3 separate regions of the Homo sapiens genome follow, and regions 2 and 3 are each linked to region 1. The links are chromatin loops, found by intact Hi-C in ENCODE. Cell type or tissue: heart right ventricle. All regions are shown on one strand.

The links. Hi-C counts contacts between places; a loop is a spot of excess contacts. Peaks named below come from ENCODE experiments on the same cell type or tissue, not always from the same donor. Only the 100,000 strongest peaks of a DNase experiment are listed, where the experiment ranks them.
Region 2: a loop joins it to region 1, with 5 times the contacts of the local background. A loop is called at or near these places in 71 of 110 quality-filtered maps.
Region 3: it touches region 1 in a loop (13-fold over the local background); 19 of 110 quality-filtered maps call a loop at or near these places.

The regions. Positions count from the first base shown.
Region 1 is chr1:11,835,254-11,843,253 of GRCh38, forward strand. It overlaps CLCN6 (chloride voltage-gated channel 6), which reads left to right. Exons shown (of 23, transcript NM_001286.5): 18 at 714-900; 19 at 1,746-1,903; 20 at 2,090-2,246; 21 at 3,082-3,189; 22 at 3,282-3,407; 23 at 4,890-7,877. The coding sequence ends at 4,970. It also overlaps NPPA-AS1. Among named protein-coding and RNA genes, the nearest start is that of NPPA, 8.5 kb to the right of the region's middle. RefSeq lists an enhancer at 3,332-3,521. In heart right ventricle, a CTCF peak has its summit at 3,601 (motif pointing right); DNase peaks (open chromatin) are centred at 3,310, 3,588, 4,781 and 7,091; H3K27ac peaks cover 4,062 bases.
Region 2 is chr1:11,963,092-11,971,091 of GRCh38, forward strand. It overlaps PLOD1 (procollagen-lysine,2-oxoglutarate 5-dioxygenase 1), which reads left to right. Exons shown (of 19, transcript NM_000302.4): 11 at 441-545; 12 at 1,084-1,209; 13 at 1,553-1,694; 14 at 2,389-2,502; 15 at 3,160-3,225; 16 at 3,896-4,000; 17 at 7,579-7,725. Among named protein-coding and RNA genes, the nearest start is that of MFN2, 13 kb to the right of the region's middle. RefSeq lists a silencer at 148-349 and enhancers at 3,326-3,826, 3,827-4,327. In heart right ventricle, CTCF peaks have their summits at 4,235 and 4,436 (motif pointing right); no DNase peak of the experiment used is centred here.
Region 3 is chr1:12,026,479-12,034,478 of GRCh38, forward strand. It overlaps MIIP (migration and invasion inhibitory protein), which reads left to right. Exons shown (of 10, transcript NM_021933.4): 5 at 2,555-2,663; 6 at 2,745-2,803; 7 at 3,287-3,416; 8 at 3,550-3,646; 9 at 4,788-4,925; 10 at 5,244-5,567. The coding sequence ends at 5,330. MIR6729 (microRNA 6729) reads left to right here and starts at 2,680; the gene lies at 2,680-2,744. In heart right ventricle, a CTCF peak has its summit at 4,969 (motif pointing left); DNase peaks (open chromatin) are centred at 4,934 and 7,984; H3K27ac peaks cover 812 bases.

The sequences.
Region 1 (8,000 bases):
TGCTGTGTTTATTTTATTATTATTGTTTTTCTTTTTTGGGACAGGATCTCACTCTGTCGCCTAGGCTGGAGTAGGGTGGCATGATTATAGCTCACTGCAACCTATGCCTCCCAGGCTCAAGCGATCCTCCACCTCAGCCTCCTGAGTAGCTGGGATCACAGGCGCGTGCCACCACACCTGGCTAATTTTTAACATTTTTTTTATAGAAATGGGGTTTTGCTGTGTTGCCCAGGCTGGTTTTGAACTCCTGGGCTCAAGCAATCTGCTGGCCTCGGCCTCCCAAAGTGCTGGGATTACATGCGTGAGCCGCTGCACCCAGCCCACCCATTTACCCAGTTGTGGTAAATGCTGTAGCAGAATTAGCAGTTCAGGGGTAGTATGTGGAGCGTGCTGCAGGGCACCGAGGAGGGCGTGGCCAGCCCCTGGACCAGCAGCCAGGGCTTCCTGGTGAGGGGATGTTGCTGTTGAGCTGAGGGATGAGCCCGAGCCCATCAGCCTGGTACAGCAGGGTACGACATTCCAGGTGCGGGAACAGCATGTGTCGGGGGATAGAAGTACAAAGGAATGCATCGGGTTTGAGGGAGAGCTGGGGCAGTTCAGAAGAGCCCCCCACCCCGCCCGTGGTCTGAGCAGGGCTGGAGAGCCAGCACAGCTTGCTCCCAGGGGCCTGCGGGCACTGTCATGAGGCTGGATGACTTGCCCTCCTCCCCCAGGCTGAGAGCCAGCGACATCATGGAGCCCAACCTGACCTACGTCTACCCGCACACCCGCATCCAGTCTCTGGTGAGCATCCTGCGCACCACGGTCCACCATGCCTTCCCGGTGGTCACAGAGAACCGCGGTAACGAGAAGGAGTTCATGAAGGGCAACCAGCTCATCAGCAACAACATCAAGTTCAAGGTAAAGAAAACGGCATGAGAGGAAAGGCAGGTGAGAGACAAGCGGTCCCGTCTCACACGGCTTAGTGCTTTGCCCACCCCTGGCTGGGGTGGACTTACCGGCTCTCAGGGGAAGTTGGCACTGTTCTCATCACATGCGACAGGGAGAGTAGATTTGACAGCAGGGGCAGCTTTATCAGGCCGTGAAGATGTGTGTGCGTTCTTGCCGCAATGAGCATGTGGACAGATCTGTTTTTCAAGTCAGCAGCTTTCATGGTTTGTTTACCATGTGAGAGTATCAGGGAGAGTTCTAGAGATGCCAGCAACAGAAATGGACTTCGACCTCCTTAAGAAAGAGAAAGAAATCCACAGGAAAGCTCAGGACAGCTGGGAAAGCTGAAGGACCAGAACCATGTGCTGTGGGGAGCAGTGCAGGGTCTAGCAGACATCCCTTGGGTACCAGGAGGAAGGAGCACTGGCCCTGGGTTCCTCCTGATTCCGATTCAGAATCCAGGGAGAGGGGGTATCCTGTTGCCTCACTTGGGTCATGTGCCACTCCTTGGCTTTGGGGGCAGGCACGTTGATTGAAAATTCTATCAAGACAGGATGTAGGAGATGGCTTGTTCCCCTCTGGAGAATCAAGCTGCTCTTCCCAGATTAAAGGAAACCACAGAAGCTGCAGCCAGGTCCTAGGGTTCAGGCTCATTTGAACCACCAGCCTGAGCCACTCTTTTGAACCTCAGCCCCATTAAGTTCCTGCGTCCGGATGTGCTTCTGACCCTCCCTGTCACCCAAATCCTTAAGCTCCATCAGTACTGCTGTGTTCGTTTGCCCATGCGCAGTAGCCTGTGGCCTCCCCACCCACAGAAATCCAGCATCCTCACCCGGGCTGGCGAGCAGCGCAAACGGAGCCAGTCCATGAAGTCCTACCCATCCAGCGAGCTACGGAACATGTGTGATGAGCACATCGCCTCTGAGGAGCCAGCCGAGAAGGAGGACCTCCTGCAGCAGATGCTGGAAAGGAGGTGAGAGCCTGGCGGGGCCCCCACTGCCCGCAGGGCTACACAGCGGTGGGGTGAGCCTTTGGCTCAGATGTTGTGAGGTGGCTCCTGAGTTTCCTGGGAAAGTTGGATGGGGAGCGGGCTGGGAACATGGATCAGAAGCGCTCCCGCTGAGGGTATCCCAGGCAGCATCTGGTTTTTGTGTAACAGATACACTCCCTACCCCAACCTATACCCTGACCAGTCCCCAAGTGAAGACTGGACCATGGAGGAGCGGTTCCGCCCTCTGACCTTCCACGGCCTGATCCTTCGGTCGCAGCTTGTCACCCTGCTTGTCCGAGGAGTTTGTTACTCTGAAAGCCAGTCGGTAAGTCTCTCCGAGGCAGAAATCAGCCAGGCCAGACCTGACGAAGCTCGAGGGGTTGGGCGCTGCCGGCGGGCCGTGAACAGTGCCATAGGGAAAGCTGAATGCAAGGCGAGAAGTGCAGAGTGGACTTAGGGGAGGAGTCGCCACAGCCGGGTGGTGAGAAGCAACAGCGGTTTATTCCTTCATAGTTCAAGGCCAGAAGTACAAAATCCGGGTGTCACCAGGGCAGCGCTCCCTGGCTCTGGTGCTGTCCTTGCCCCTTCCTAGCTCATGGGAGTTGCCTGCAGACCTTGGTGCTCCTGACTGTGAACACAGCCCCCATCCTCGCCACTGTCATCACACGGCGTTCTCCTGTGTATCTTCTCTCCTTTCCCTAAGGACGCTTGTCACCGGATTTGGGGCCCGCCCTAATCCAGCATGGGTTCATCTGAACTCGGTCACATCTGTAGAGACCTTGTTTCCAGAAAGGTCGCATTCATAGGTACTAGGGCTTAGGACTTGGCCATATCTTTTGGTGGGGGGACACATTCACCCCCCAGCCACTTTACTTAGTGCTTTCTCACTTAAACTTCCTAATAAGCCATTTGCATCTCATGAATCAGGAAGAAAGGGAGTGCAGACAGATCAGGGGACTTGCCCAGGGTGCCACAGCTAGGACTTGGCCAAGGACTTGGTTTGACTGGAGAGCTCTCACTCTGGAGCGCTTGCTGCTGCTGCACCACCTGCCTCAGCAGCCTGGAGCTGGGCATATTCAGGCATCAAGGGGAGGGGCTCTAAGGTGACCCTGCTGGCCACTGCTGCCTGAGCACGGACAGTGTCTGGGTTGGAATTGCAGAGCGCCAGCCAGCCGCGCCTCTCCTATGCCGAGATGGCCGAGGACTACCCGCGGTACCCCGACATCCACGACCTGGACCTGACGCTGCTCAACCCGCGCATGATCGTGGTGAGAAGGGCTGCCCCGGCCTGTCCCATGCGGAGCTGCCTCTTCATGCCGTTGGCGTCTCAGGCAGTCAGTGACACGTGGTCTCTTTGCAGGATGTCACCCCATACATGAACCCTTCGCCTTTCACCGTCTCGCCCAACACCCACGTCTCCCAAGTCTTCAACCTGTTCAGAACGATGGGCCTGCGCCACCTGCCCGTGGTGAACGCTGTGGGAGAGGTGAGCGAGGCCCCGGCCCTGCCCCCACCTTTGAGAGAGGATCCCCTAGCCAGGTGCTGTTTGTGCACCCAGGCTTCTCACCAGAAACGTAGGCATCCCACCAGGAGGGGAGAGTGTGGCCCAACACTAGCTTTGAACCCTGCTCGGCTTCCGTGCACTCGGGACCCTTTCCCCTGCCTGCCAGCAGATGGCACCAGCGTCCCACTGGCCGTCCTTTCCAGCCAGAGCCGCGCCTCTACCAGGCTGTGTCTTCCTCCTGAAATGTTGCTCTTCACTCCGTACCACTGGTGTTCCTTGGTTCTCCACCTGCGTAGGGATTTGCGCATTAGATGAGAGAATTTCAAGCAAAATACTTTGAGTTTTACAAAGATATAAAACACCTAGTAATTATTGCTGCAGACTTTCCTTTTTTCTTCTTTTTAGAACTTCATTATTTTCTTATTACACAAATATTTTCTTATTACACAAATATGATTTCATTGTAGGAAAATACAAAAACACATATGAGCAAAAAACAAGCAAAAACCAAACCCTCGTCCCTACCCTGTCGCGGTAGCCCTGGTAACTTTTCAAGGCCACCCTCTCAGTCTTTTGTTGTTGTTGCTGTTGTTGTTGTTTTGAGACAGGGTCTCACTCTGTCACCCAGGCTGGAGTGCAGTGGCAAGATCTCGGCTCACTGCAGCCTCGACCTTCCAGGCTCAAGCAGTCCTCCCACCTCAGCCTCCTGAGTAGCTGGGACCACAGGCATGCGCCACTATGCCCAGCTAGTTTTTGTATTTATGGTAGAGACACGGTTTCGCCATGTTGCCCAGGCTGGTCTTGAACTCCTGAACTCAAGTGATTCACCTGCCTCGGCCTCCCAAAGTGCTGGGATTACATGCGTCAGCCACTGCACCCGGCCTCAGTCTTTTCTTCTATGCGGCACAACCCTGGCATGCATAGTGCGTACTTACACAGGTTTTGTTGCAGTAGGTTAACTTATGTCCCTTGAAATGTAATTGCCAACTACACTGACAGAGTCCTAACATAGTTTATGACGTGGCTTTGGAGTTCCCAACAACAGTGACACGTGGGAACCACTGTAACGACCTGTAACAAATGACTCCCATAGGTCACTTTGCAAGGTGGTGAGTATGAGGCATGGCAGGGGTCATAATCTCAGGAGACTTCAAGGGCCCCACCGCTTGCACATCTGTGAAGCAGGCTGGTCATGATGGGAGCTGAGCGCTGAGCATGTGCCCTGTGGAAGGACATTTTAGTTCAGATGCCAGCTGGCCCAAGCCCTTTTTGGAGCTAACCTTGTCCCCTTGGCCTCCAGTGTGTGAGCCCTCGTTAGCTGTTTATCCCAATCAAGCTGTGTCTGGCTGTGCACTATCCAGGCCTCCACATTCTGTGACAAACTAACAGGGCCGGCTCCTGTCACTCCTGTTCTCGCCAGCGGGTTTTACCCTGAAGGTGACTCAGGCCTTCTCTTTGCCCTAGATCGTGGGGATCATCACACGGCACAACCTCACCTATGAATTTCTGCAGGCCCGGCTGAGGCAGCACTACCAGACCATCTGACAGCCCAGCCCACCCTCTCCTGGTGCTGCCTGGGGAGGCAAATCATGCTCACTCCGGCGGGCACAGCTGGCTGGGGCTGTTCCGGGGCATGGAAGATTCCCAGTCACCCACTCACTCAGAAAGCCGGGAGTCATCGGACACCTTGCTGGTCAGAGGTCCTGGGGGTGGTTTTGAACCATCAGAGCTTGGACTTTTCTGACTTCCCCAGCAAGGATCTTCCCACTTCCTGCTCCCTGTGTTCCCACCCTCCAGTGTTGGCACAGGCCCACCCCTGGCTCCACCAGAGCCAGAAGCAGAGGTAGAATCAGGCGGGCCCCGGGCTGCACTCCGAGCAGTGTTCCTGGCCATCTTTGCTACTTTCCTAGAGAACCCGGCTGTTGCCTTAAATGTGTGAGAGGGACTTGGCCAAGGCAAAAGCTGGGGAGATGCCAGTGACAACATACAGTTCATGACTAGGTTTAGGAATTGGGCACTGAGAAAATTCTCAATATTTCAGAGAGTCCTTCCCTTATTTGGGACTCTTAACACGGTATCCTCGCTAGTTGGTTTTAAGGGAAACACTCTGCTCCTGGGTGTGAGCAGAGGCTCTGGTCTTGCCCTGTGGTTTGACTCTCCTTAGAACCACCGCCCACCAGAAACATAAAGGATTAAAATCACACTAATAACCCCTGGATGGTCAATCTGATAATAGGATCAGATTTACGTCTACCCTAATTCTTAACATTGCAGCTTTCTCTCCATCTGCAGATTATTCCCAGTCTCCCAGTAACACGTTTCTACCCAGATCCTTTTTCATTTCCTTAAGTTTTGATCTCCGTCTTCCTGATGAAGCAGGCAGAGCTCAGAGGATCTTGGCATCACCCACCAAAGTTAGCTGAAAGCAGGGCACTCCTGGATAAAGCAGCTTCACTCAACTCTGGGGAATGCTACCATTTTTTTTCCAAAGTAGAAAGGAAGCACTTCTGAGCCAGTGACCACTGAAAGGTATGTGCTATGATAAAGCAGATGGCCTATTTGAGGAAGAGGGTGTCTGCCCTTCACAAACACCTCTCTCTCCCCTGCACTAGCTGTCCCAAGCTTACATACAGAGGCCCTTCAGGAGGGCCTCCTGTGCCGCAGGGAGGGTGCGTGGGGAAGATGCTTCCTGCCAGCACGTGCCTGAAGGTTTCACATGAAGCATGGGAAGCGCACCCTGTCGTTCAGTGACGTCATTCTTCTCCAGGCTGGCCCGCCCCCTCTGACTAGGCACCCAAAGTGAGCATCTGGGCATTGGGCATTCATGCTTATCTTCCCCCACCTTCTACATGGTATTAGTCCCAGCAGGCATCCCTGGGGCAGACGTGCTTTGGCTCAAGATGGCCTTCATTTACGTTTAGTTTTTTTTAAAACCGTGGAGGTTGCCCACGGGCCTCGGCACCTGGCCCTGGCAGCACAGCTCTCAGGCCCAGCCCTGGGCGACCTCCTTGGCCAAGTCTGCCTTTCACCCTGGGGTGAGCATCAGTCCTGGCTCTGCTGGTCCAGATCTTGCGCTCAGCACACTCTAGGGAATAATTCCACTCCAGAGATGGGGCTGCTTCAAGGTCTTTTCTAGCTGATTGTGGCCCCTCCATTTTCCCCATTTTCTTATCTCCCTGACCAAAATTGCTTTGACTTCTAAATGTTTCTGCTTCCCAGAATGCACCTGACTTATGAAATGGGGATAATACTCCCAGGAAATAGCGCAGGACATCACAAGGACCAAAAAGGCAATTCTTATTTAAATGTTACTATTTGGCCAGCTGCTGCTGTGTTTTATGGCAGTGTTCAGAGCTTGATCACGTTATTTCTTCCTTTTATTAAGAAGGAAGCCAATTGTCCAAGTCAGGAGAATGGTGTGATCACCTGTCACAGACACTTTGTCCCCTCTCCCCGCCCCTTCCTGGAGCTGGCAGAGCTAACGCCCTGCAGGAGGACCCCGGCCTCTCGAGGGCTGGATCAGCAGCCGCCTGCCCTGAGGCTGCCCCGGTGAATGTTATTGGAATTCATCCCTCGTGCACATCCTGTTGTGTTTAAGTCACCAGATATTTTGTTCCCATCAGTTTAGCCCAGAGATAGACAGTAGAATGCAAATACCTCCCTCCCCTAAACTGACTGGACGGCTGCCAAGGAGGCCCCAAACCCAGGCCCCATGCAAAGGCACGTGGTTTCCTTTTCTCCTCTCTCTGCATCTGCGCTTTCCAGATAAGCCCAAAGACAGCAACTTCTCCACTCATGACAAATCAACTGTGACCCTCGCTCCTTCCATTTCTGTCCATTAGAAACCAGCCTTTTCAGCATCTCACCCATTAGCAGCCCCATCACCCAGTGATCAGTCGCCTCAGTAAAGCAGATCTGTGGATGGGGAGCCTACGGGTGGTAAGAAGTGGTGTTTTGTGTTTCATCTCCAGCTTGGTGTTCCATGGCCCCTAGGCGAGGTGATCAGGGAGTGGGGCCAATGGGCCCCCGGCCCTGGCTTTGGGACCTTGTGCTGAGGGATGATTTGCTCCTGACCTTGATTAACTTAACAGTTCCCAGCTGGAAGGGACACTTTCAGGACCCAGTCCACTGTATGGCATTTGTGATGCAGAATTATGCACTGACATGACCCTGGGTGACAGGAAAGCCTTTCGAGAGGCCCAAGGTGGCCTCGCCAGCCCTGCAGTATTGATGTGCAGTATTGCACCACAGCTCTGCGGACCTTGGCCATTGCCGCAGTCGCAGCTTCCTTTTTTCTGTTTGCACTGTTTGTTTGTATGATGTTAGCTAATTCCACTGTGTATATAAATTGTATTTTTTTTAATTTGTAAAATGCTATTTTTATTTGAACCTTTGGAACTTGGGAGTTCTCATTGTAACCCTAACATGTGAGAATAAAATGTCTTCTGTCTCCTCTGTCTCCTTTAGCCTTTTGTCTCCATGCTGCTTTCTTTCTTTCTTTCTTTTTTTGAGACAGAGTCTCGCTGTCACCCAGGCTGGAGTGCAGTGGTGCCATCTCAGCTCACTGCAAGCTCC
Region 2 (8,000 bases), 130 kb after region 1:
TTAGCCCATGAGCTGTACAAAACCAGGCAGGGCCAGAGTTTGACTCACAGACCCTCGTTTGCTGAGTCCTGTACCAGATAAACAAAAGTAACACAGATTTTTAAGGCTTTTGGTACAAGTTACCAAATTGCATTTCAGAAAGGCAGCCCCAGCTTACTCCCCACCCTGGGCCATGTAGGCACCTGTGGGCTGTGTTCTTCCCAGTACCAGGATTTTCAGGGCACTTGATACCAGTTGCCAACCTCTGGGCCTTGGGTGAGAGAGCCCAGCAGTCCAGGGGTTTGGGACTCAGAGTCGGGAGGAACCTTTGAGGCTGCTGGTGTGACCTCTCTAAAGCCCCTTGGCTGATATGTGGTGAAGCCAGACTGTGGTCACAGATGTGAGCAGCCACCAGTAGCTCCAGGATCAGGTGCACTGACCCTGTGTCCTCCTCCTTGCAGAGACCTGTGCCGGCAGGACCGCAGCTGCACCTACTACTTCAGCGTGGATGCTGACGTGGCCCTGACCGAGCCCAACAGCCTGCGGCTGCTGATCCAACAGAACAAGTGAGGCTGCTCCGTCTGCACCCAGCACTGCTCAGGACTGGCCTGGTCCTGGGGTGGCAGCCCTCCTTGCCTTCCTCCTCCTCCTCCTCATCCACCTCCTCTTCCTCCTCTTTTTCCTTCTCCTGCTCCTCTTTCTCCTCCTCGTCTTCCTCCTTGTCTTCCTCCTCCTCTTCCTCTTCCTCCTCTTCCTCCTTTTTCCTCCTCCTCCTCGTCTTCCTCATCCTCTTTCTCCTCCTCCTCTTCCTCCTCCTCCTTGGCCTCACCTATTACCCAGAGCTGTGGATCCCCAGCCTGATACCCCAGGTTCTGATAGAGAAGGTGTCCTGCCCTGTCTGCTCCTGGCTGCCCCATGGGAGGGAGCAGGTACCAGAAGAGCCAAACCCCCGACACCCCGGCCAAGGCACTGCCTGTCTCAGTGAGGTGCTTGGGGATCCCTGCGTGCAGGTTGAGGGGCACCTACCTCCCCCCATCCCTGGTTAGTGCTGTCTCCTACTCCCAGTGGGCAGCGACCTCCTACTGAGGTGCTCCCTTCCCTCAGGAACGTCATTGCCCCGCTGATGACCCGGCATGGGAGGCTGTGGTCGAACTTCTGGGGGGCTCTCAGTGCAGATGGCTACTATGCCCGTTCCGAGGACTACGTGGACATTGTGCAGGGGCGGCGTGTGTGAGTACCTGCAGGGTGGGGGTGGGTGGGGGACACCTTCATCTGGCTTCTGCCTGGGCTTGTGGGGCTCCCTCCCTATTATTCCTGTTCTTGTTACCCTCAAATTCCTGTTGAACCTGAAGCAAGGAAGACTTCAGTTAGACACACAGAAGGACTTCCTGACAAATAGGCCCATGTGTCCAGGGCGGGGGAATCAAATCAGCACAATTGTGCCCCCCTAGCCTGTGACTTCCCTTCTCACACCCAGACTCCAGGCTATGACTCCCCACCACCACCCTGTGACCCCCTCCATCTTCCCCACCACCAGCCTCTGACCCCCACCCGCTTTCTGTCTCTCCCACAGTGGTGTCTGGAATGTGCCCTATATTTCAAACATCTACTTGATCAAGGGCAGTGCCCTGCGGGGTGAGCTGCAGTCCTCAGATCTCTTCCACCACAGCAAGCTGGACCCCGACATGGCCTTCTGTGCCAACATCCGGCAGCAGGTCAGCCAGGAGCGGGCAGCACAGGACGCCCTCTGGATGGGGCAGGCGGGAAGGTGGGCCTCCAGCTCTGACCCTCATGGTGGGCCGCCTTGTCACCGTAGGCCTGGGAGCTCCAGAGATTCTAGCAGGGCATCTCGGAAGCCACCAGGGCCTGCTGGAGGAATGGGGGCCGTCGGGCACGAGGGCTGGTCCTCAGGGGTCTGCAGGGACCATTTTAGCTGACCTGGTTTTTATACCATCTATTTTATTTACATTTTTGGAATAGCCCAAAGAAAACGGAACTTTCCACCTAAAGGTACTCCAAGTGATGTGCCCGAGAGACACCTCACCCTGTCTCTGCGCCCCACCCCATATATTTTTGTGACTTTTTTTTTTTTTTTAAACATGCAGCAAGATGAAGTTTTCCCCTGTGACCAACATTTCAGGACCAGAACACGCTCCTTTTCTTTTACGCATTTTTTCTTTCATTCTGTGTTCAGTCCTCTGGGAAGACTTCCCTGATCACATTCTTAGTGTCAGGCCTGGGCTGGGCCCTGGGGACATAGCGGTGACTGCACTTGGTCTCTGATATTGGGAACTTCAGTTCGGCGGGTGGAGGAGGCTGCACTGTTGCCCGTCTGGGAGCGTGCAGGGGAGGGGTGAGGGCAGGGGAGGGGTGGGGGAGCGCCTCTTCCACCGGGCCTGTCCTCCCCAGGATGTGTTCATGTTCCTGACCAACCGGCACACCCTTGGCCATCTGCTCTCCCTAGACAGCTACCGCACCACCCACCTGCACAACGACCTCTGGGAGGTGTTCAGCAACCCCGAGGTGAGGCCAGGGTGGGCACATAGGGGCTGGGAGCAAAGGGGCCCAGTGATCCTGCAGTCGGAGGGACTTCCCTCTCAGAGTCTTACAACAGCCAGGACCCCTGTAGGCCACCTGCCACCCTCCCTTCACCCCAGGAGGCTATAGGGCAGGATTTGGGTAGGGAGAGAAGGGTGTCCAGAGAGGCAACACCATCTATTGGAGGAGGGACCAGGACTCAAGAGGCCTGGGTTTGTGGCCTAGATCTGCCATCATCTGGGACTTAGTTGAGCCTTCCAGCTTTGGGGACCTTAGTTATCTTAGCTCCAAAATGGGTATACTGTCCCAGCCTGTCTTACCCATGAGGGTGTTGTGATGATCAGAAGGGGAGACAGTTGTAACTGTTTCTAGACGTTGGGAGCTCACAGCTGATGGGTGTAAGCACATGCCTGCACACAGACATATACACACAAGCACACACATGTACATACATGTGCAAACACCACCTCCTATGGGCACACCTGTGCACCCAGACAACACACACGCACCCAGTGGGTGCAGGTGAACACCTGCCTCTGTCAAGCACGTACACCTTCACTCCCACTTTGAGGGGTCTGCTCTGAGCATCCCTGGCAGTTGAGCCAATGGTGAGGACCCTAGCCTGCTTCCCACTTCCCACAGGACTGGAAGGAGAAGTACATCCACCAGAACTACACCAAAGCCCTGGCAGGGAAGCTGGTGGAGACGGTAAGGGCCATGGACACCCTCTTGGACCAGCCTTGCCTGCTGCAGGGGGCAGGGCACAGAAGGGAAACTGCTTGCCCTGGGGAGTGGGGGACAGCAGGATGGGAGTTGGGGGTGGAGGGATGGGAGTTGGGGGGCGGCAGGATGGGAGTTGGGGGTGGCGGGATGGGAATGGGGGGGCGGCGGGATGGGAGTGGGGGGTGGTGGGATGGGGGTGGGGGGAGGCAGGATGGCCCCTCTACCTGTTGGCACTTTCCTGCTGGAGGCTGTGGGAGTCTGCAGGGCCTCTCTACCTGGCCCAGGCAGGAAGGAGGAAAACATCCTGGATGTGATGGCCACTGTGGCCCACCATGCCTGGACCACTTCGGGGAGTGGCTGCTTCTCTCCACTCACTAATGTCTGCTTCCCCCGAGCCTGGGGCCTCTGCCCCCTCCCTCCCTCCATGCCCATGTTTCTGTCTGACCTTGGCGCTGGTAGCTCTGTGACCTCGGCTGGGAAAGTCTGTCTCTGGGCTCTGCCTCCTCCTCCCCACTCAGTCTCTCCAGGATTGACAAGGCCCTGCTCCCCGGGGACACTGGGAGGGCTCCCTGGCTTGGGTGTGTGGCCCTGAAGAGGAAGGAGGATTCTGTGGTGCCACTGTGGACCCCCTTGACTGAGTCCCTGCCCTCCCCAGCCCTGCCCGGATGTCTATTGGTTCCCCATCTTCACGGAGGTGGCCTGTGATGAGCTGGTGGAGGAGATGGAGCACTTTGGCCAGTGGTCTCTGGGCAACAACAAGGTGGGACCCTGATGCCTGGGCTGGGGCCGCAGGGAGGCTGCCTCTCCATCAGTGCCGCTCACTGTCTGGGGTCTTCTGGCAAGCTGGCCTGGCCACCCTTTCTGGGACTCTTGACATAGGGGTGCTGGCATGGGTATCTGCAGGCAGGTAGGAGTAGAGGGATTGAGAAACCTGAGATGGAGTTTGGTCCCTGAGCTGCTGTTGCCACCGTGTGGCTTTGAGTTGCCTTGACCGTAAGCTACTAGGTTTTCAGTTCCTGGTTTGCTATTGGAATGGCTTAGCTTGGTTCCCTAGACTTCCCCCAGGTGGAGCTGGGGAGGAAAGGGCCAAGGTGGGATGAGGGGCATTAGGAAGGGCTGTCGGGTCCAAGTTCATCAGACAGCAGGAGCAGGTGGCCTGCTGAGGGTGCTAGGCCCTGTGTTCTCTCCGTGAGAATCCCAACACCTGTTCCTGTCCTGGAAAGTTCAGGTACCATTTTTTTTTTTCTTTTCATGTGTGTGTGTGTGTATATATATATATATATAAAAAGAAATATATATAGATTTTATTTATATATATATATATATATTTTTTTTAAATAATAGAGACGGGGTCTGGCTGTGTTGCCCAGGCTGGTTGTGAACCAGGCACAATTTCATTTTATTTATTTTAATTAATTAATTAATTAATTAATTTAGAGACCGAGTCTCACTCTGTCGCCCAGGCTGGAGTACAGTGGCGCAATCTTGGCTCATTGCAACCTCTGCCTCCCAGGTTCAAGAGATTCTCATGCCTCAGCTTGCCGAGTAGCTGGGATTATAGACGTGTGCCACCACGCCCAGCTAATCTTTGTATTCTTTATTTATTTAATTGTGTGTGTGTAAATTTTTTTTTTTTTTTTAAGGCAGTGTCTCGTTCTGTCACCTAGGCTGGAGTGCAGTGGCATGATCTCAGCTCACTGCAACCTTCCTTTCCCAAGTTCAAGCAGTTTTCTTGCCTCAGCCTCTCCAGTAGCTGGGACTACAGGCGTGTGCCACCATCCCTGGCTAATTTTTGTATTTTTAGTAGACACTGGGTTTCACCATGTTGGCCAGGCTGGTCTCAAACTCCTGGCCTCAGGTAAGCTACCCACCTCGGCCTCCCAAATTGCTGGGATTACAGGCGTGAGCCACCGTGTCTGGCCTAAGGCACCTTTTTATTTTATTTATTTTTTTTATTTTAATGATCCCAGAACATTTATTTCCATAGGATTTTGATAAAAGAGCACAATCTTGAATAAAAATACACCACTGTACTTAAAGGCAACATTACCTACTAAGCAAACTCTGTCCTTAGCCCTTTCACAGAAGAGAAACTGCAGAAAGGAATTTTTCGTCTCCTGACAGTTTTACAACATTCATATCTCCTATGTACTTCAAGCCCCAACCCACCTCTGATTTTCTTTTTTCTTTTTTTTTTTTTTGAATGGAGTCTCGCTGTGTCGCCCAGGCTGGAGTGCAGTGGCGCCATCTCAGCTCACTGCAACCTCCGCCTCCCAGGTTCAAGCAGTTCTCTTGCCTCAGCCTCCCGAGTAGCTGGGATTACAGGCGCCTGCCACCATGCCCGACTAATTTTTGTATATTTAGTAGAGATGGGTTTCACCATTTTGGTCAGGCTGGTCTCGAACTCCTGACCTCATGTTGTGATCCACCTGCCTCAGCCTCCCAAAGTGGTGGGATTACAGGCATGAGCCACCGCACCGGGCACCCCACCTCTCATTTTCTACGTCCTTTTTTTTTTTTTTTTTGGTGAAGTGGAGCCTCGCTCTGTCGCCCAGGCTGGGGTGCAGTGGTGCAGTGGTGCAGTGGTGCGATCTCGGCTCACTGAAACCTCTGCCTCCTGAGTTCAAGTGATTCTCTTGCCTCAGCTTCACAAGTAGCTGGGATTACAGGTGCTGGCCACCATGCCTAATTTTTTTTTTTTTTTTTTTTTTGAGACGGAGTTTTGCTCGTCACCCAGGTGGAGTGCAATGGCACAATCTCAGCTCACTGCAACCTCCGCCTGAGTAGCTAGGATTACAGGTACCCACCACTACGCCTGGCTAATTTTTGTATTTTTAGTAGAGACAGGGGTTTCACCGTGTTTGTGAGGCTGGTCTGAAACTCCTGACCTCCGGTGATCCACCCACCTTGGCCTCCCAAAGTGCTGGGATTACAGGCGTGAGCCACCGTGCCTGGCCTCATTTTCTAAGTTGTTTAACAGAAATGTGTGTTCCCAAGTTTAAGGCACCGTTTTTAAAGGCACATGAGACCCTGGACCTGTGTGCCAACCTCTGACCTGGCAACTGGACTAACCTGAAGTTCTGGTTATCTTCCTAATCCACATGCTTTGGTTGCTGAGCTGATCTCCAGAAGCCAGGAACTGGACTAGCCCGTGCATTCTGGGGGCTGGCTGATGCTTGTGCTCCAGTGACAGGGCCAGACCTCGGACCCCAGCTGACTCTGGCCCTGGAACAAGTTTTCAGTGCTCTGTAACAAATGACTGTGGCTCAGAATAACACCCGTGTGTTATCTCCTGGTTTCTGTGGGTCAGGAATCTGGGCCCAGTTTAGCTGGGTCATTGAGGTGTCAGCTGGGGTTGGGGTCTCATCTGAGGCCCAGGATTCCATTCCAAACTCACTTGGTTGTTGCAGAATTCATTCCCCTGCAGCTGTAGAACTTAACTTGCTTCTTCAAGGCCAGCAAGAGACAGAATCTCTCTTCAGTATCCTCCTTTAGCCAGGCGCAGTGGTTCATGCCTATAATCCCAACACTTTGGGAGGCTGAGGCAGGAGGATCGCTTGAGTCCAGGGGTTTAAGACCAGCCTGGGCAACATAGTGAGACCTCATCTCTACAAAGAATAAAATTAGTGGCTGGGTGCATGGCTCACGCCTGTAATCCCAGCACTTTGGGAGGCCGAGGTGGGCAGATCACCTGAGGTCAGGAGTTCGAGACCAGCCTGGCCAACATGATGAAACCCCATCTCTACTAAAAATACAAAAAAAAAAAAAAATTAGCCAGGCATGGTGGCGCACGCCTGTAATCCCAGCTACTCGGGAGGCTGAGGCAGGAGAATCACTTGAACTCAGGCGGTGGAGGTTGCAGTGAGCTGAAATGACGCCATTGCACTCCAGCCTGGGCAACAGAGTGAGACTCCGTCACACACACACAAAAATAAAAATAATAAAAATAAAATTAGTTGGGCGTGATGGTGCGTGCCTGTAGTCCCAGCTACACGGGAGGGTGAGGTGGGAGGATCACTTAGGCCTGGAAGGTTGAGGCTGCAGTGAGCTGAAGTTGCGCCACTGCGCTCTTACCTGTGCAACAGAGGGATACCCTGTCTCAAAAAATAAGGTCTTTCTGCAGATGACTCACCTAGTAGGTCAGGCCCCCCCAGGATAATCTCCCTTTTGATTAACCCAAAGTCAACTGATTAGGAGCCTTAATTGTATCTGCAAAGCCTGTTCAGTTTTGTCATGTAATGTGGTCCGGTCACATTCCCGGGTGTAGGAGAGGGGAGTAGACAGAGCCTGGGGGCCATCCTAGAATTCTGCCTAAACATTCACCTCGGTCACCTCCAGGACAACCGCATCCAGGGTGGCTACGAGAACGTGCCGACTATTGACATCCACATGAACCAGATCGGCTTTGAGCGGGAGTGGCACAAATTCCTGCTGGAGTACATTGCGCCCATGACGGAGAAGCTCTACCCCGGCTACTACACCAGGGTGGGCAAGCCTGGGGCATAGCCAGGATGCGGGGACAGTTGGGTGGGGTGTCAGTGGAGTGGCTGGGACTGGTGGGGGTAGGGTGGGAGGTGGAGAAACTGGGAGGGGCCGAGGTGGAGTGAGGGTGTGGGGAGCGTGGGAGGGGCAAGGGTGGGGCATGAGGTAGAGGGACTGAGGGGTGGGGATGGGGTTGGGAAGAGCAGGGGTGGGGTGGGAAGTGGTAGAGAAGCTGGGAGGGGTGGAGAGGAGTAGGGAGCCTGGGAGGGGCAGGGGTG
Region 3 (8,000 bases), 190 kb after region 1:
CCTTTGCCGAGGTGACTGTCCATGCTGCCACCTGGACCCTGGCCCTGCTCCAGCGTGCTCCGCCCCTCTGCTTCTGGCTCCTCCAGGGTTTCCTTCCTGTGATCCTCTCCCTCTCTGTCCTGCATCCTCATCCTGCCCCTTAGCATGAGCATGAACGTGCAGGAAGCATTCTGGGAGCTGGTTGTATCTCATGCTCCCTGCACCAGGCACCGCTCCGAGCTGTGCTTCCTGTTCCTCCCGCTGACTCCTTTGCCCTTCATGATAAGCTTATTAGGTAGGCACCACCATGGTGCCCATTCACAGATGGGAAGGCTGAGGCCCGGTGAGACAGAATCTTACCAGCAGCTCACATCCAGTCGGGGTAAAGCCGCTGTCTGTTATTTCTCATCCCGATGCCACATTCCTACCTTTAGCCCACATTTGCTTCCAGTGACTGCCTGTTTTCTCGATAACAAAACTTCCTCTTCAAAAGGGCTGTCTAGCCTCGTTGCCTTCAATTTCTCTCCACTACTATTCCTTTTCTTTTTCTTTTTTTTTTTTTTTTTGAGATGGAGTCTCGTTCTTTCACCCAGGCTGGAGTGCAGTGGAGCAGTGATCTCAGCTCACTGCAACCTCCGCCTCCCAGGTTCAAGTGATTCTCCTGTCTCAGCCACCTAAGTAGCTGGGATTACAGGCATGCACCACTACACTCAGCTCATTTTTGTATTTTTAGCCAGAGACAGGGTTTCGCCATCTTGGCCAGTCTGGTCTGGAACTCCCGATGTCAAGTGATCTGCCCGCCTTGGCCTCCCAAAGTGCTGGGATTATAGGCATGAGCCACTGTGTCCAGCCTCCACTACTATTTCTTAAATCGGGCTTCAGCTCCCAGCATTTCATCAACATGGCCCTCAGTTGGGTCATCAGTGGCCTCCGTGGTGCCAACTCCCCAGCTTAGCCCTCATCCACATCTTCCTTTGAGTAGCAGGGGACACAGTGGTCACTCCTGAAGCACTTTCTCCCCTGGACTTCCAGCCACTTGCTTCCCGGTTCTCCCCCATCTCTGTTGGTGCTCCTTCCCAGGCTTCTGGGGAAGGAAAGGTCCTTGTTCTGACTGCTACACCCCTAGGCCTGGGACTCGGTCTTCTGACTCCTCCTCTCTATCTTCCCTCTATGATCTCCCAAACGCTGAGGTGTTTGGACACTTTCTCTACTTCTCCATTTGTATCTCTAGCCCGCACCTCTCCTCCGAATTCCAGACTTGTATATCCCACTGTCTTCTCCACATCACCATGAAGTTATTAACCTTCTGTCCGAAATCAAGGTCCTGATTTCCACTGCTGTGCTCCTCCTGCAGTCTTTCCTGTCTCCATAAATGGCAACTCCAAATACTAAATAGGTCAGGCCATAAACTTGCTGGATTTACCATCCAGCTACATCCTGATACACCCAACATAAGTTGAAAATACTGTTTAGGCCGGGTGCGGTGGCTCACGCCTGTAATCCCAGCACTTTGGGAGGCCGAGGCAGGTGGATCAGGCCAGGAGTTTGAGAACAGCCTGGCCAAGATGGTGAAACCCCGTCTCTACTAAAAATACAAAAATTAGCTGGGTGTGGTGGCGCACGCCTGTAATTCCAGCTCTGTAGGTGGCTGAGACATGAGAATCGCTTGAACCTGGGAGGCAGAGGTTGCAGTGAGCCGAGGTCGCTCCACTGCACTGCACCCTGGGCAACACGGTGAGATTCTGTCTCAAAAAATAAAAAAAGAAACATCCTAAGTCGAATCATGGTAAGTTGGGGGCTGCCCCTACCTCTCCCCAGCTGAATCCTAACCGATGCCTCTGCTTCCCCTCAACTTGAAGCAGCCAGAGGAGGAGTTCTGTAAAAATATGTGGCTGATGTGGTTGTGTCCCTCCCATTCCCCAGACCCTCCCTGGGCTTCTTAACCTCATCTCCTCCACCCTCGCTGCCTTCCTGCCACTTTCCCCTCCTGGCTGTTCCTCAGCTGAACCATGCACATGCCCACCCCGGGGCCTTTGCGCTTGCTCTTTCATCTCCCTGCGATGTCCTTCCTGGGAGGTCTCTGTGGCTTCTCCATGTCTCTGCTCAGGGTCATCTCACTCGGAGAGGCCTTCCCTGGTATGGCTGCCCGGCCATACTAGGCTCTGACGCTGCTCTCTTGCTTTCTGGCAGGTATCAGCATTCAGTCTTGTATCACGGGTTTTTTTTTTTTTGGTGGCTAGTTCATCTCTTGCCACCTTACAGTGTAAGCCTCATTAAGGCCAGGGGCTTTGTCTGTCTAGTTCCTGGCACATGAAACAGCATCTAGCCCTGTCATAAGGGCTCTGTCGATATTTTTTCCATGGATGGTTGGCTATGCATCAGGGTAGACAGACACTGAAACCAACCAACAGTCCCAGTGACTGGAGGGGCCCTCCTGGCCTGTTTGAGGCACAGTAGGGATGAAGCAGGTGGCCTGGGGTGCCAGGGCTGATCGTCTCTCCAAGCCTTGGCCGGTGGCCACACAGCAGCCCCCAGCCCCTCTCCCGTCAGCTGCCTGGTGCTTTGCCCACACCAGGGTCTCTGGACACCAGCTCTTCCATCACCAGCCAGCCTGAGGCCTTCTTCTCCAAGCTGCAGGAGTTTCGGGAAACCAACAAGGAGGAGTGTATCTGCAGCCATCCTGAGTGAGCAGGGGCGGGCGAGGGTGGGCGAGGGCGGCTGAGCGGCTCCATCCCCCGGCCTGCTCATCCCCCTCGCCCTCTCAGACCCCAGTTGCCAGGCCTGCGTGAGAGCAGTGGCAGCGGCGTGGAGGAAGACCATGAATGTGAGTGCGGGCCCTCGGCTAGGCCGCTGAGTAGTCCAGCCTCGCGCTGCCCTGGCCTCCCCTGCCCCAGAGCAGTCCCATTTGAGGTTTGGGGCCTGGGGAGGCCCCTGAGATGTTGAGACTCATGGAGGGAGGCCTGCAGTCTGGACAGGGTGGCCAAGCCCTGGTAGGGGTGGAGTGAGCTAAGGCCTGGCCACCGAATTAGGGGCTGCCCTGTGTGGCACCATCCCACCCTCCCCAGCAGTGCCCCTGTGCTGGTGGGACTCCATCCCAGCTCCTGAGGGCCCCAGGAGGATGTCCCTCCCCACCCCTTAGGGCGTGGGCCCCAGGTTCTGGGAGGAAAGGGGTTAGGAGGAAATGGGCCGAAGGGCTTCCCAGAGGGATTGGCAGCTTGTGTGGTTGGGGGCCGCTGAGGGCAGCACGGAGCCTGGGGACCTGGGTTCCTGGCTCAGGGAGAGCTGTGGCTTCTCATGGGCCTCGCAGGCGTGTACTGTTACCGTGTCAACCGGCGCCTGTTCCCGGTGCCTGTGGATCCCGGTACCCCCTGCCGCCTGTGCAGGACACCGCGAGACCAGCAGGGCCCTGGGACCCTGGCGCAGCCAGCGCACGTCAGGTGAGTGACCAGAGTATTGGGACACCTTGGGGGACAGAGCCTGAACCACTGGTTTTAAGAAAAGATGGGCCTGGGCGTGGGCCCCCAACCGCTGGGAGGCTCCTCAGGGGTCCCCCACTGCCCCCCTGCGCAGGGTGAGCATCCCGCTGTCGATCCTGGAGCCCCCGCACCGGTACCACATCCACCGGCGAAAGAGCTTTGACGCCTCTGACACACTGGCCCTGCCCCGGGTGAGCAGCCACGTGGGGCTGGATGGTGATGAGGGCGGGGCTGGCTCAGACTGGCCCAGATCCCCAGGGAGGGTCACAGAGCGAGACTGGGCTCGACAAGGGTGAGCGCCCAAGTCTCTGGAGCACAGCCTGGGCCTCTTCCATCACCCACACCTGTACCTAAGGGAGGTAGGACCCCCGCTCCACGTACCCCGGTGCTTCCAGGGTGATCTGCCTGCAGGCTGGCATGACATGAATGGGTCCTGTTTATTGCGCTTTTGTGTACTGCAGGCACAGTCCTTAGGGGGCTTATCTCATGGAGCCCCCACAGCAGCCAGGAGTGTAGGCACTGCTGTACCCCCACCCTGCAGGTGGGGAGACCGAAGCAGAGGGGGAGGCGCCTTGGTGGAGGAGCTGGGATTCGAACCTAGGTCTCTGTGCTGCTGCTGCTGCTTTTTTTTTTTTTTTTTTTTTTTGAGACCGAGTTTTGTTCTTACTGCCCAGGCTGGAGTGCATTGGCATGGTCTCAGCTCACTGCAGCCTCCACTGTAGTCCCAGCTACTTGGGAGGCTGAGGTGGGAGGATCGCTTGAACCTGGGAGGCAGAGGCTGCAGTGAGCTGAGATCTCGCCACTGCACTGCAGCCTGGGTGACAGAGTGAGACTCCATCTCAAAAAAAAAAAAAATGTCCTTTCCTGTGTCTCCAGGTCGGGATGGGGTGCCAGTGGCAACTCCCCCTGACTCCTAAATTGAGAGTAGGGCAGCTGGGGTCAGAGGAGGAGAAGGATGCAGAGGAAAGTCAGTTTGCTGGTCCGTAAAATGGACATAACAGCGCCATCCTCAGGGATGTTGGTGGTGAGGTGGGGCTGTTGAGTGAAGCAATCCATGCAGGTGCTTGGAGAGCCTACAGCAGGAAGTACCCTGTGAATGTCACTGTCACCGTCCTATCCTCCTCCCATTTCAGCTCTCAGGGCCCCAGGGATGGCTGGATCTGCCAGGATAAGAAAGGGGAGAGCTGGGGTAGTCTTGTGGGTAGACACAGGCCCTGCCTTGGTGGGGGCCTCCTTCCTAATGGGGGGCACAGTTCCTCCCTGATGGGGGTGTGCCCAGTCAGCGGGGAGCTTGTCCCAGGTCAGGCACTTTTAACTCCTTGCCTTCCACAGCACTGCCTGCTGGGCTGGGACATTTTTCCTCCGAAGTCTGAGAAAAGCTCAGCCCCCAGGAACCTGGACCTCTGGTCCTCTGTCTCCGCTGAGGCCCAGCACCAGAAGCTGTCCGGCACCAGCAGCCCTTTTCACCCGGTACGGTCCAGATCGCATCCTAGCCTGGGGTGCCCCCTAGAGGGACAGAGACCTCGCAGCAGGCCTGGGGACTGCAGAGCCTCCTGGGGGGTAGGATTGAGGTGGGGAGGATGGAGCCTGGGAGTGTCTCTCTGCAGGGTCCAGCCCTCCAGCCCTGACCCTAGCCATCCCTCGGAACTCCTCTGCTCCCTGCCGCCTGCCCTGCTCCACCCAGGAAGGCCACCCTGACTGCAAGATCCAGGAGGGAATGTGGCTGGAACTGGGGATGACCTGTCCCTTTCAAGTGGCCCCCCTGAGACTTCCCTATTCCCCATCCAGGCCTCACCAATGCAGATGCTGCCCCCGACCCCGACCTGGTCAGTGCCCCAGGTCCCTCGGCCCCACGTCCCACGGCAGAAGCCCTGAGGACTGACTCCTGGGGGAGAACAGCATTCCCGCCGCCTCCAGCCTCTCCCCTCTGGCAGGCGCACCCAGGAGATGGAATCCCCTGCCCGCCCAGCTCAGGCCCAGCTGTCCTAGGTTGGGCAGGTGGGTGGACCCAAGCTTGTCTGCTGCCTGAGTTCCAGAGAGGGAGGACCCTGGGGTGGAGGGTGAGGGATTCTGTGGAAGTTTGTAAATAAAGCTCAGTGCTCTGCAGCTCAAGTCCCACGTGTGCTGGTTCCATCCTGCTAATGCACTTGAGGCCCAGAAGGCACTCTGGCCTCTCAGCCTGCCCTCCTGGCACCTGTGGAAGGAAGATACTGCAACCACTGGGACTAGGCAGTGTGTGTCCGTCACCATGAGGGTGGCTCCTTCCGCAGATCCCCAGCTCTGGGTAGTGGCCTCCACCAGATGGGGGAGGGGGGGCCCCTGGGCAGGCTGGGCCAAGGTTATTAAAAAGTCATTTTAGCGAGGGCCTCCGCTGAAGCCGTGAGTCGTGTTGAGTGACTGAGCTCTCTCCTTCCTGGTCCCAGAACCGGGATCCATTGATAGAAGGGCTCTCTGGAAGTCCCTGGGGTCACATGGCTCCTCCACCCAGCCATGGGAGCCGCAGGTCATTCAGAGCCCCAGCAGGGACAGATGAGGAAACAGGGCTGGGCGGTGAGTTGGAGGCAAGGTTAGCAGAGAGCCCAGATGTCCAGTCTGGGAGAGTAGGCAGTGCCCTGTCCTTCACTCACCTCTTGTATGTGTTGGTTGCATAATATGAAATTCTTGTTTTTGTAAGTGGAATAAATGCGGAAACGAGGCATGAACTTTCTCTAAGGTTTCTCGGCTTAGAGATGGAACTGGGCTATGCTGTCCTGGGGCTTTTTCCTGGAGTTTATGAAGCTATAAAAACCTTTCCCTCTCTCTGGAGAAACAAAGTCTGTTTGAGTCCCTGCTTTCCATTATTTTGGGTATACAGAAGTGGAATTGCAGGATCAGAAGGTGATTCTATGTTTTTTTATTTTTGAGACAGGATCTCACTTTGTCACTCAGGCTGGAGTGCAGTGGGGCCATCTCCGCCCACTGCAGCCTCGACCTCTTAAGCTCAAGTGATTGATTCTCTTGCCTTAGCCCCCTAGGTAGCTGGGACTATAGGCGCGTGCTACCACTCCTGGCTAATTTTTTTGTACTTTTTGTGGAGAAGGGGTTTCACTATGTTACTGAGGCTGGTCTTGAACTCCTGAGATCAAGGGATCTGCCACCTTAGCCTCCCAAAGTGCTGGGATTACAGGCGTGAGCTACCACCTCCGGCCAATAATTCTATTTTTAATTTTTCAAGGAAATGCTATACTGTTTTACTTTCCGACCAGTGATGCACAAGAGTTCCAATTTTTCCTCATCGTCAACAGCACTTGCTATTTTCTGGTTTTTCGGTAGTAGCCATCCTAATGGCTGTGAAGTGTATCTCATTGTGGTTTTTATTAGCATTTCCCTAAGGATTAGTGACGTTGAGCATGTTTTAATATGCTTATTGGTCATTTGTATATTTTAAAAATATTTATTAATAGTTTTTTTTTAACTTAAGTTCAGGAGTACATGTTTATTAGTTTATTTTTAATAGAGACAGGGTCTTGCTATGTTGTCCAGGCCTCAGGCTTTTCCTACCTGGGCCTCCCAAAATGCTGGGATTATAGGCACAAGCCACTGCACCCAGCCTGTTTGTATATCTTCTTTGGAGAAGTCAAGTCCTTTGTCCCATATTTCAGTTGGGCTTGGTTTGTTGTTCCACGTGTAATTTTGAGTCGGAGAACCTGTGGGAGTCAGTGGTTTCTTTAGAAATTCTTTGGCCACAGGGAGAAGATAATTCAAAGCCTTTCTGTCAAACAAAAGTTACAAAATCAGGCTGGGCTTGGTGGCTCACTCCTGTAATCCCAGCACTTTGGGAGGCCGAGGCAGGAGGATCACTTGAGGTCAGGAGTTTGTGACCAGCCTGGCCAACATGGCGAAACCCCGTCTCTACTAAAAATACAAAAATTAGCTGGGGATGGTGATGCACACCTGTAATCCCAGCTACTCGGGAGTCTGAGGCGGAAGAATGGCTTGAACCTGGGAGGCAGAGGTTGCAGTGAGCCGGATCATGCCACTGCACTCCAACCTGGGCGACAGTGATACTCTGTCTCGAAAAAGAAAAAAAAGTTACAAAATTTAGGCCAGGTGCCGTGACTGACCCATATAATCCCAGTACTTTGGGAGGCCAAGGCAGGCTGATCACTTGAGGTCAGGAGTTTGAGACCAGCCTGGCCAATATGGCAAAACCCCATCTCTAGTAAAAAATTTAAAAACTAGCCAGACATGGTGGCACATGCCTGTAATCCCAGCTACTTGGGAGGCAGAGGCATGAGAATCACTTGAACCCAGGAGGCGGAAGTTGCAGTGAGCCGAGATGGTGCCATTGCACTCCAGCTTGGGGTACAGAGCAAGACTCTGTCTCAAAAAAAAAAAAATTACAAAATTTACAAAGCTGAGATCAGCTTACAGATTTAGCCGTGTATAACAGAAGTCCAAAACAGCAACAGCCTAACCCAGAGAGAAATGCTTCTTTTCCATCACCGTACAGGCTGGAATGCTGCCACAGGGCCCATAATGCATCAGGGTGCATGGTTTCTCTGG